Regions from separate parts of the Mus musculus genome. Here regions 2 and 3 are each linked to region 1. Evidence: chromatin loops called from intact Hi-C (ENCODE). Cell type or tissue: heart. All regions are shown on one strand.

The links. A loop is a pair of places that touch in the nucleus more often than their neighbours do. Peaks named below come from ENCODE experiments on the same cell type or tissue, not always from the same donor. Only the 100,000 strongest peaks of a DNase experiment are listed, where the experiment ranks them.
Region 2: it touches region 1 in a loop (2.2-fold over the local background); 3 of 42 quality-filtered maps call a loop at or near these places.
Region 3: it touches region 1 in a loop (9-fold over the local background); 25 of 42 quality-filtered maps call a loop at or near these places.

The regions. Positions count from the first base shown.
Region 1 is chr2:127,887,768-127,891,767 of GRCm38, forward strand. All of the region lies in intron 8 of Acoxl (acyl-Coenzyme A oxidase-like), which reads left to right. Among named protein-coding and RNA genes, the nearest start is that of Acoxl, 35 kb to the left of the region's middle. In heart, a CTCF peak has its summit at 1,819 (motif pointing right); a DNase peak (open chromatin) is centred at 1,874; H3K27me3 peaks cover 1,334 bases.
Region 2 is chr2:128,215,673-128,219,672 of GRCm38, forward strand. No RefSeq gene overlaps it. Among named protein-coding and RNA genes, the nearest start is that of Gm14009, 48 kb to the left of the region's middle. In heart, no CTCF peak of the experiment used is centred here; a DNase peak (open chromatin) is centred at 2,299.
Region 3 is chr2:128,120,798-128,124,797 of GRCm38, forward strand. It overlaps Acoxl (acyl-Coenzyme A oxidase-like), which reads left to right. Exons shown (of 18, transcript NM_028765.3): 18 at 2,151-3,096. The coding sequence ends at 2,339. Among named protein-coding and RNA genes, the nearest start is that of Bcl2l11, 3.2 kb to the right of the region's middle. In heart, CTCF peaks have their summits at 1,811 (motif pointing right) and 2,495 (motif pointing right); DNase peaks (open chromatin) are centred at 1,804, 2,374, 2,824 and 3,274; H3K4me3 peaks cover 2,424 bases; H3K27ac peaks cover 1,872 bases; H3K27me3 peaks cover 701 bases.

The DNA.
Region 1 (4,000 bases):
AGTTATTTGGTCTGTTTCACTACCTCAGGAGACTGATATACATGCCAAAAAACCCAATGGGTCCCCCTCCACAGGCTGTCTGTCAGTCAAGGCTGCAGCTGATGGGAGTCATCCTTTCCTTACCCCAGGACCCAGCCCTGAACTAGGCAAAGAGAGGCACCTAACGTGAGGTTGTCAGGTGAGATTACTGAGTGGAATCAACATGAACGGAAACAGCTGGAATGCTGTGTCTGCTCCAGATGCTGTAGCGAGGCCATTATGAATGAGCAGGGCTCTGGATCCGGCTTTTCTGGGCTTTCATTCTGTCCACCTAGCCTCAGGATTCAGAGTCAGTCCATTTCTAAACCAAACCAAACCAAACCAAACCAAACCAAACCAAACCAAACCAAACCAAACCAAACAAGACAGAACTGCTGTAAGACACAGCACATATATAAGGAGTTTGCACATATATAGGGCTTGCATAAGTACCTATGTATACCAAAACCACATACATACATGACAGGGATGTGGAAGCTCACAAGACCAAGTTCAACTACACTGGTTATTAAATGCACCTGAGGTTGCAAGGGTGACAAATAGGGACAGTAACACAAGCTCACCTTTGGCGTGGATGCTCAGACCCACTGTGAGTGGTGGGAGGACTTTGTGAATGAGCAGTGCTGGCTGTGAGGGGGCTGCAGACAACAGCAGCCATGCTGCCTGAGCTAGTGATGGAGCGGTCCCTTGGGTCTTGCTCTAGCATAGATTTTACCGTTAGTGACAGAATATTTACTGGGAGCAGGGACTATGCCTTTTTGGTTCAGTCTCAGTGCAAGGCTTAATTAAGTGCTAAACACCATGGAAGATTTTTAGCCTCCCCCGGTCTTCTTTCTGTCCTTCCATTTACCCTTCTGTCTACCTAGCCACTCATCAATCATCTACCAGTCCAGAACCTACCCACATACATATCCATCTGCCCATATACCTTCCACCTATCAATTTTTACATTATTCTATCTTTTCAGTCATTTGCCAATATACAAATACAGCCCTCCATGCATACCCATTTGCCCATTCATCCATCCTTTCCTCTCTCCTCCCCTTGCTCTGTCTCTCCATTCTGCCCTCCACCATACTGTAGGCTTTAGTGATTAATGGAGATCTGTGCAACACTGTGGAGAAAACAACCCATCTCTCTGGATCACATTAGAACCATGCCGTAGCTGGGAGTACGGGAGGAGCCTGGAGGTAGGTAGCACCTCGGTGAGATCTTGCAGGAAGGCTCAGGGTGGGAGCTGTACTGAATGGGCATGGCTAGAGTTGAAAGCCTTTGCTAATGTTCATGTAACTTGGCCTAATAGAGGGCAGAGCTAAGAGAGGTAGTGGGTTCCTATGTCAGTGTCCTAAACATGCATGGTGTGTGTTTTGCTAAAACTAGAGAGAAATTCAACAGATGCATACTCTTTTAACACGTGTCAAGTGAGCTCACCATTCATCTGTTCTCAGAGAGCAGCGTGGGAGAGTTGAAATTCGTGGCTCATCTCTCATTAGTTGTCTTTTTAGAGAAAGCACGGTCTCAGTGAACATTAAGCTGCTTGGGCTGTATTATTCCTTTTCCGAGAGAGAGAGAGAGAGAGAGAGAGAGAGAGAGAGAGAGAGAGAGAGAAGAGAATGGTAGGGGGAGAGGGAGAAGAGAGCAGAATACCAGGACTTGCTCTGTGGGTGAGAATTCTGGTGGGATGATGGTTTTAGCGTAGATGGTCCTGGGATGGGAGATTGGGGTAAGGGTACATCTGTGTCAACTATGGCGTGGAACCTTCCCAGGACCAACCACCAGAGGGCAGCAAAGACCAATTTGCGGATTGTTTCCTGACTGCTTATTTGCTTTGCTTTGGGTGTCAGAAGTGGCTGGAATTTTGCCGTTGTCAGCGGTTTATTCGGCTTCTTATCAACCACAAGTGCTGACTTTAAAAGGGCAATGGTCACTGTGAGAGTGGGGGAGCCTCAGCTGTGTGATTGCTGGGCTCAAGATCAAGCTTGTAAATAAGCTATGGTTATTTTGATGACTCCAGGGCATAATTTGACTCATAAATGTCTCCTAAAATCAAATGAACCCAACAAAACCAAAGCCCGTTGTATCACTTTGGATGGGTATAAAAATGCTTACACATTGTCGTGTTGACTCTATGGCAATTGCTTATGTTTTTACAACAGAAACGTAAACATTTATCTTTATTTTGAGTCAGGGTCTTGCAATGTATCTCTGCCTGGCTTTGAACTCCCCTTATAGACCAGGTTGGCCTCTAACTCAGAGAGATATCCCTGCCTCTTCAGGCCAGTTACTGGGATTAAAGACATATATACCGCAATATTTATCTTTTAAAAGATTAATCTGCCGCACTTTCCTCCAAAGTGAGGAGCCAGAGCTCAGTACAGCTAGAGATAAGCTTGTGTGTTGAAAGTGTGTGGAAGAACTACCGTTTTGAGCGCAGTTCCTTTTATATGGGCCCAATTTGTTCCCTTTCAGCACTGCGATGATGATAGAGATGACCTGGTGCATACCCCACAGAGACTCAGAGTGTACCAAAGAAACTAGACCATTGAAAGGGAGCATCCAGGGTTACCCTGGCAAGGGGACAGGGGCAGGTGGTGGTCGGGATCCAGGGCTAGCACCTTATAGAAGGAAAGCCCTAGGGTATTGTGGGTTGGAAGGGACCTCGGAGATTGTGTTCTATACTAAGCCCCACTGCTCTCCATGGTTGGGATTGAATCTAAGAATTCCTACATGAAGAATACAAACTCGGTCGCTCAGCTGCGCCCCACCCCCTCTTTTATAGAAATATTTCCGAGTAAGGCCTCTTGATCCCTGGCAGAGTGACCTAGAGTTGGCATGCAGCCCATCTTTCTTGAGTCACACAGCTAGGTCGTGCTTACAGATAGATGGACACTCTCAGCGCCTGTGGTAGGAGTGGAGTTTTTCAGTGCTGAAGGAGAGGGAAGTCCTTGGGCGTTCCTCCCTGTTTGATGTGGCATAGGGAACTTTAGCTGCTGTGACTGTGCCAGCAGTTCAAGGATCAGCACTGCTTGTCAGTGAGTCATCAGAGGCCAAACAGGCCTCTGGGAACCCAGCCTTCTGAGGCTCCAGGTACAGCCACGGCAGCCATGGGGACTGGGACACATGGCTGTGGACTGTTTTTCAGATGTTCCTTGCTTGGGTCCTGCTAGGAAGGAAGCTGGCCTTCCTCAGCTCTGTGGCCCACTTACTTGGGACAGAGGGTATCTGGGCTACAGCTGTAGGGAGCTGCATTGTTTCATGGAGACTGTCACCTGTCACTGGGAATCATCGTCTGTGCCACCTGGAAGGTTGGACAATGACAACCGATGGCTGGCAGGTTTTCCTCAGTGTTTCTGCCTGAAGCCATTTCCATGTAAGATGGTCCCTGTGAAGGGGACTGTCCCTTTTCTTCACATTTCACTCTGTCATGTTTCTGTCCCTTGCTTTAGTAGATTCACAGAGAAAGGGATTGAAAGAGAAAAGCCACAACTGTGGCTGGCTTTTGTTGAGAGCTTCCTGTTAAGGGACAGCATTTGAAGCATGCTATGAGCAATCACAGTTCATCTCGGCAGTCCTGTAAGGTGGATATTCTCATGAGTCTTGTATTTAGTTGAGAAATGTTGTGATCTAAAACAACATAGCAGTTTGTCCAGGGTTTGTCAGGGCTCACAGTTCACTAGGGTCCAGTTCTTACCGTGCAGGCAGGGTAGTTTTCAGGTGATAAGTCTTTGAGTGTCTTGCATAAGCCCTAGCCACAGCTGCTCCTGGATCACTGTGTGGTATACAGTCATGTTTGCTTTGATTAACTGAGCTTAACCAAAGATTTAAAAATTGTCTACATTGAAAGTCATAGAGATTCTACCCAAACTGGAATTTGTCAGATGTCAGCTGGCTAGTGGCAGGGCCAGAATCTAGGCCTCCACCCCATCTAGTGGCTCTATAGTAGGCTGCTGGCTTTTTCTAA
Region 2 (4,000 bases), 330 kb after region 1:
ACCATGTAGGGTGGTGGAACTGAGCCTGGGTCCTGTTCAGGGGCAGCAAGTGCTTCTAACTGCAAAATCATCTCTCTAGTTCCATCAAAAACTTATATATATATAAATAAAACAGTTTCATTGTTCCCAGATAGCCTAGTTCCCTATGAGAACATGACTGGTCTTTACATGGTGATTCTATAAGTCTCAAGTTCTCGCCCATTGTTGTTTCTAAGGCAAAGCCTTTGCCTTACAGTTTTGAAAGTTGGGTATATGTAAATATAGGTAAAGGCAATTCTGAGCTGACTTCTTGTGGGTTTTTCCGGGTGTCTTTCACCACGTTTACAACATTTAAAGCCACTGATTATTGCACATATTCCTGCCACCTACTTTTTATACTCTTTTTCCAGGACTGTGATTCTAGAAACACATTTTCTACCACTGGGCTCACTCTTTCTTCGAGAAACCTGTGTTTTCCCACAATTCCCAGCCTGGACCAACTCCCGTTCCCTCCCTTTCTCTAAATTATCTCTTGGGTTCCCAAACACAACTGGCAAATGACCAAACTGGGATTTCCCAGGTAGCTGATTCTTGCTCTAGAGCTATCTCACTTTCAATATTGATCTCTTACTGAAAACATATTGACATCTCCAGAAACAACCAATCTAGGCAGCTCTCCGGGGTCTCAAATCTTCCCACAGGAATGACACTCCCACCCTGTGCTGCTGCCCCTTGGGACTCAGCCTCTTGAGGAGGACTCTTTCCAGTCTCCAAACCATGTTCCTTTCCCTGCCAGACCCTGCCGTATTTACCCTAAGAGCTTGAGGTTCTCTCACAGATCTCCCTGCCCCAAATAATCTTCCCATGGAATCTTCGAGGTCCTATAGCCCCACAGCTGAAATGCTCTCCTGGCTTCCTTTGATCACACCTCTTCTTCTCTCTGAACCTCAGTTCTCCTCCATTGACTCTTCCTGACCTTTGTGCAGTTTCTAAGTCTTTATCAAGCTGTAGCGCTCACACAGTGTACTGCAGGACTTTCAAGAGCTGGGTGTATTTTTCACATGCACACCTATGCCTGCATGTTACCCCATTGGGCACAGGAGCTTCAGAACACTTCTGTGCTGACCCTACCACCCTCCTGGGTTCTATGCTCATCACTGCTCTGACTCCTATCAGTACAGGTTATTCTTACCGGTTCTTGAAGTTTGCACAGATGATCATTATGGTGTGAACACAAACTGTCTCCCATGGTGTGGAACACCTGTCCCCAGCTAGTGGTGCTATTTTGGGGGGTGCTGGAACTTTCAAGAAGTGGGAACTAACTGGCTGGGGGCAGGTTTTTTGAAGCTTATGTCCCAGGCCTTGTGCTGTAGTTAGGGTTTTATTGCTGTGAGGGACACCATGACCATGGCAAGTCTTACAAAGGAAAACGTTTCATTGGGGCTGAGTATAGTTCAGAGGTTCAGTCCGTTATCCTTATGTCAAGAAGTATGGTGATATGGAGGCAGGCATGATGTAGGAGTAGATGAGAGTTCTACATCTGGGTCAGCAGGCAACAGGAACTGACTGAGACAGACTTCCTCCAACAAAGCCACACCTCCTAATAATGCCACTCCTTATGAGCCAGTGAGGGCCATTTTCTTGCAAAATGCCACACTCTGGTTTCTTCATTCTCTTCCTCCCTCCTCCAGCTCTTTCTCTCATCTTCCTCCTGCCCTCTCCACTCCTGTCCTATGCCCTTCCTCCCTCCCTCCTCCTCTCTCTTGACCCACTGCACTATGAACACCTTCTTTGCCAATTGTTCTCACCATGCCTCACTTATCGTGTTGTACTGAGACCCTCTGAAACTGTGAACCAAAATAAATCTTTCCTCATAGACATTGTCTCAGGTATTTGGGTACCAGTAAGTAACTAATACAATGCTCACTGTCTCTTAGATTGATCTTACCCTTGTGTGTACTCCTGGTGGCTCAGTAGAATCCCACTGATAGGCACAGTGGAGTGTTATCTACTCCAGTCCTGATCGATTTTGAGGTTTTTCTCCTCCCTTGAGGCCAGAGCAAGATCTATAAGTTCTCTGGTGTCAGAGGGTCAAGTCAAGCTGTGTATCAAAAACAAATGAGGAGAAGTGGACATCAATATGAGATCAAGCAATTTCAGGCTTGTGGGCCATGGGGGGAGAGCCTCAACCAATCTCAGGGTGAGATTGTGTGGACTCACTGGCTTTTGTGTGAAAGGAACAGGCCACACCAGACAGCCCAGGCTAGAACTCCCTGGAGAGCTGGAGTCTCTGGGCTTGGGTTTGGGTTCCCTGGCCTCCTGCCCAGTGTCGTGAGGCAACCCAAATGAGAGCCCAAGAGAGCCAAGAGCCACAGGGCTGTTTTTCTAAGATTTAAAAGGGATTATGTCATCCACCCAGCCCTTGTTTGCCCAAGGGAAGAACCTCAAGTCTCCTCCCTCAGGACCCTCTGAGAGATCTTTCTATAGGTGCTGTGGCAGAAAGAAAGAGGACAGAGCCACAGGCAGTGGGAAGAGCTGGGAATGGCCTCTGGCAGAGGCCTGAGGCTAAACTGACTGCACCTGATGAGCAACAGAGATTGCAGCCTGTGGGCCACCACGCTGACTGTTTACATATGCATAATCAGAGGGAAGGGGGGAAGACTTGGGAGCGAAACACCAGAGAAAAACCCAAGAAGCCACAAGACCCAGACGAGAATCAGCGATCTGGTAATGACGGGGTTGCCGTGAGGCTGGTGTTTATTCCAGACAGAGCTAGTGCTTCCCTGAGATCTGGTGACAATTTGGGGCACATATATTTAGGGGGAAGGGCAAGTCCTGAGAATTGGTTTTGAGTCAGGAGACCTGGGGTTGAAACTCAGCCATGTGGTCCACAGCTTTTCAGATTTGGGGCAACTAGCTACCTACCCCCTCAGCCTGCAGAGTCCCTGCCTGGAGTAAGAAGCAGGTAAAGTCCTGGTGCACAGGCCTGCCTGGGCATCTGGTTTTGGAGGCCCAGGCTCACTAAGTCTCTGACTGGATGTCACTGTAAGCATATCAGTACATTATCTGCTCCCCCCCCACACACACACTGTAAGCATATCAGTACATTATCTGCTCTCCCCACACACACACTGTAAGCATATCAGTACATTATCTGCACCCCCCACATACTGTAAGCATATCAGTACATTATCTGCCCCCCACACATACTGTAAGCATATCAGTACATTATCTGCCCCCCTAACACACACTGTAAGCATATCAGTACATTATCTGTTCCCCCCCCAACACACACTGTAAGCATATCAGTACATTATCTGCCCCCCCCACACTGTAAGCATATCAGTACATTATCTGTTCCCCCCCAACACACACTGTAAGCATATCAGTACATTATCTGCCCCCCCCACTGTAAGCATATCAGTACATTATCTGCTCCCCCCCAGCCTAAGGCAAGGTTTGTTTTTGCTTTAAGTTCCTGCTGCCAAAGCGAAGGCAGGCCTGTTAAGAGTCAAATCCTCACCCAGCGTCTCATGTTACAAGGCACTATTAGCTCAAGGTGTCTGAACAACTTATTTTGAACCACAAAGTTCTATCTTGGGAAGAACCACTGGCTTCAGTATCCTAAACCAGCGCGCTTTGATTTTGATTTTTTTAAAGATGCTGAAAGGGTCACCCATAGGAGACAAAGAAACAGGACCACATAGGCGATTTCAAGGTTGGTCATGATCATCTGGCTTCTTGAAGATACAGTGAGGGTAACAAATTCACACCATAGAGACCCATGCAGGATGTGTTTAATCAAGTGCTTCGCCAGTAGCTATGTGTGGCCTGCCTTTCCTGGGCTACATCCCCCAGGCAGGGTCCCTGCATCTGAAATTATTCATCCAGAGCCACCATGAGGTATTTGTGAATAAACTATAACAAATATCCAGAGGAACATCATGGTGACAAAGACACTGAGCTTTCAAAGAACGCGAGTGACAAGATTCATGGTTTAGACACTCTTGTTTTATTTTAT
Region 3 (4,000 bases), 230 kb after region 1:
GATTTATTTTTGCTTACATGTATGTATGTTCACTATATATGTCCCTGGTGCCCAGGGTGAGGATGAGGGGGCTGAAGAGGGAACTCCATCCCCTGGAACTGGAGGTAGGGACAGCTGTCAGCCACCATGTGGGTGTCAGTGACTGATCCCAGGTCCTCTACAAGAGTAGCAAGTGTGCTTAACCATTGAGCCATATCTCCAGGTCCCTACCCAAACCGCCTTTTTTTTTTTTTTTTAGAGGCCCTGAAACTTTGCAGTAGCTTCCTGCTGTAAGAGGCCATGACTGTCTGCAGTGTGTAGTATGCACGTAAGCTTTTCAAGTCCTGTGTGGTCTCTGATGCAGGACAGTACCACAGTTCGAATACTGGGAGTAAAAGGAGGTTAAAGATTATGCTCCTGATAGGAAAAGACGAATGGGCATGCTCCGTGGAAGCCCCGCCCCGCCCCACCTCACCCCTCCAGCTACATATTCTGAGTTCTGTTGATATAAGGATGGGAAAGCCAGAGGGTGCTTCAGGCTATTCCAGAGCCTGAGGTTTAGAAACTATCCTGGCAGTCAACGTTTGGTTTCCCTAGCCAGTTCAATGCTCTTTTCTGACACCCGTGGTGGGGTCTCACTCCTGGAGAATGAGGAGCACAGAAATACCATTCTTCATCAGCATTTGGTCTTTCCTTTTTTTTTTTAACTCTTTCTTATAGCAAATAGAAATCACTTTCCATAATTTCTACCTCTAAGTCTATATTTCACACTAGACAAACCAAACACATTGTGTTCTTTCACAAGCCTTCTTTCAAAGTGAGTTTCCCCCATTGGCCGCTGCATGACAAGAGTTGGCCTATCTGCCTTAATGAAACCCACAGGGAGCATTATCTTGAATAATTACATGAGTACACGTGGCAAGTTCAGGGGCTGGGTAGACCATCTTGTGGTTTTGAAATGTGTGGTAAAAAGCATCAAGAGTTGACAGATTAGTTGGGGATTTGTCAAGAGTATTAATTACAGACTTGGAAATCTTGGTTAGTGACAGTCTGTCTTGTCGCATCTTGCAAATGTGATCAAAGTCATTTCGGAACTTATTTGATGGTGCCTAACCAAGGTGTGTGAAGAACGAAGCTTTTCATTAGAAATCACTGGGAAGTGGGGTGCATTTTGAAGGAAGAGGGCCTTGAATTGCACTCCCCTTCACACTTCTTCCTCCTCTTCCTCTTTCTTTTGGGGAGGGCAGATGGGGGGGGGTCTTAAAATATAGATAGCACACAAGGATAAAGTTGGGCCCATAAAAGTGTTTTTAAAGCTACAAAAAGAAACTATGAAGCCTGGAGGTTGTTGTGATCAGTCAGTCCAAGACATGTATAGCTTAACGAAGACCTCAAATGTCAGAGTACAGTATGAATTTGCTTAGGGGAAGGGAAAACAGGTCTCTCCCCTTGTTCAGATCTAGAAAAATCATCCTTTATTTTGGCTTCTTGCAGGGATGAGTGGGCGGGTCGGTACTGGCATCTAAATCATAGAAAATGAAATAGAAACACAGCCCTGTCCTGAAACCTCCCTCCCTTCTTCTGGGAAGTCTGTCCTGATGGACCTCCACTGCCTAGCAGAGTGGATGGACCACTCGTTGATTCTGCGCAACTGGAGAGGCCGGAAAGTGATTAACGCCGAGCCTTGGTTTGTTTGGTGGTCCGCAGCAGTCTCTGAAACCCTCCTTACTGCCTTCCAGACTCTGTTGGCACCCTTCTGGTGAGACGAGGCAGATCTTTTCAATGGCTCATCTAGTCAGAAGTTCTCGTCAGTTGCCTCTGTGCACCAGAGGGTGGCACTCCAGAGGTGGAGAGGAAGGGCGGGAAGAAGGAAGGAATGAAGAGAAGGCAGCATTAATTCTCAGAGCTAGGTCTCTAGTTACCGAAGTATCTTAGCAAAGAGCCGCTACCCTCAGTCCCTTACCGGGGGTTGGGGGGGAAAAACCCCTCTAAGTTTCGACCGGACCTGGGGGTCAGAGTCTTAGAGATTTTAAAGAAGTCACAGCTTGTTTAGAAACAATAACTTTCTGTGTTGTGGGGAACCCACATTTTCTGCACTTCTGAGGGGCAGACGACAAGTCCTCCTTGACTGCGCCCACATCTGACCTGACCCTCTGTGCCATGTTTTGCAGTTGCTGAATTTGTGCGAGTCCGTGAAGGATGACGCCCTGAAGGTGATCTCTGCCTTCAACATTCCACACATCACCATCCGTGCACCAAAAACAGGAATCCCCAACCCCGGGGCTGCCGAGGCCGCCTACCCGGCACCCATGCAACCGCTCGTGCGGGATGCGGCGCGCGCTCAACTGGCCAAGCTGTGAGCCAGGCGAGAAATTTAGTGTCCCATCTTCCAAGTATTTGGCCAGAGCTGGAGCAGAGGCCAAAGTGGCAGGTGCAGGGCAGCCACCTTGGGGATTTTGGTCTGGCAGAGGAGGTCCAGCTAAGGCTGGCGAGGAGCAGGGCAAGTTGTCCGGGAGAGGGAGCCATAGATGGATACCCCACTATCACAGTGACTTAGCCTGGTTTGTAGCCTCGCCTGGCCTTTACCTTGACTTCTCCCAGCCATGGCCCTGGATCCCCCAGACAATCGTCTTCGCCCACCGCATGGTGCCACCAAAGATCTCTACTGTCAGTGGTGACTCATATTCCCAGAGACTTCGAAAAGCTCTGGCGCTGGGTTAAAAAAAAAAAAATCAAAACATAAAAATCAAACACCCTTAGGCAAAAGGGGTGGAGGAAAGCTCCACCCTCTCCAAGCTCGGGCAAAAGTTCAGCGAGGGATGATTCGTGAATCAGGCTTGCTCCAGCTTTGCGAGGAAATGCACTGGCGAGAGCGGAGAGCTTGAGCCTGCAGTCGCCCTAGTCTCACCAGGTAGGTGATCTCCGGACCGCACGACCATGCGCGACAAACGCTCCTCCGCGCTAAACTGTTACCAACCCTTCAGAAAAGCATAGATGTGCAAAGATTAATAAATAATAGAAAGATGCTCCCGCGGCTTGGAGAGGTAGGGCTGGCTGGCCTGGGGAATAATTGGAATAAAGTGATTTTGGAATTTGGAGAGATTACACAGGCGGAAATGAATTTCTCATTTGTGTTCTGACTTGGTGTTGCCCAGTTTCGTTCTCATCTCTAGCCATCGACTCGCTCCCCTCCCTCCATATCCGCTGGCAGCCTCAGTAAGGCACCAGTGACCCACTGGCCCTTCCCACGCTGCTCTTCTCTGCTGTCAAATCCGGTCCCAGGAGTTCTTCCGACACAGCCAGAGAAAGCTGAATGGGCCCAAAGGCCCGCGGCTACCTGACTTGAGGCACTTGGTGGAAGCTCCCCTGACTGCCTTGTTCCCTGGTGATGCAAGAGCCTCCGCCTCCAGGCCGGCTTCCTAATTAGGACCTAAAAAAGAGCACATAGCCCAACCCGTTGCTTTCCCCAGTGCCTGTATATTTTCTTTTAGCATGTCCAGGGTTGCAGAATCGGAAGACTCCAGAGCAGCCTGCTCCTACAAAGAAACACCAGCGCTTCCCCACCCCCACCTCCCACCCCTGTATGGTTCTTTTCTAGTCCAAGTATGAGGCGCCTAGCTCCACGCTGAGGGCGCAGAATACTTGCTGCTGGCTTTGGACTCCCAGAGTAGCAGTAGCAGATTGGGCTGCATGGGTGGGATGCCGAGTGGCCAAGGCACAGTACTGCTTCACAGACCTTGGTCAGGACAGACCTGGATCGGCGGTGTACTTGACTTCATCCACGCCCTTGCCCTGTGCGCTCTTGTAGCGATCACCCCTGACCTCCAGCAGGAGCAAGGCTTTGCCTTGAACACCCCAGCTTCCCTGGGAACCAATGGCTTCTTTGATCTCACTCAGGATTCACTTGAGAAGCTAGACTTTAGCATGGGGCTGTGCTGTGTCACCGTGACGTTAGATCCGCATACAAACACCAAAATGACCAAGATGGCCCAACATTGATTGGGACGGCAGGTCGCAACAC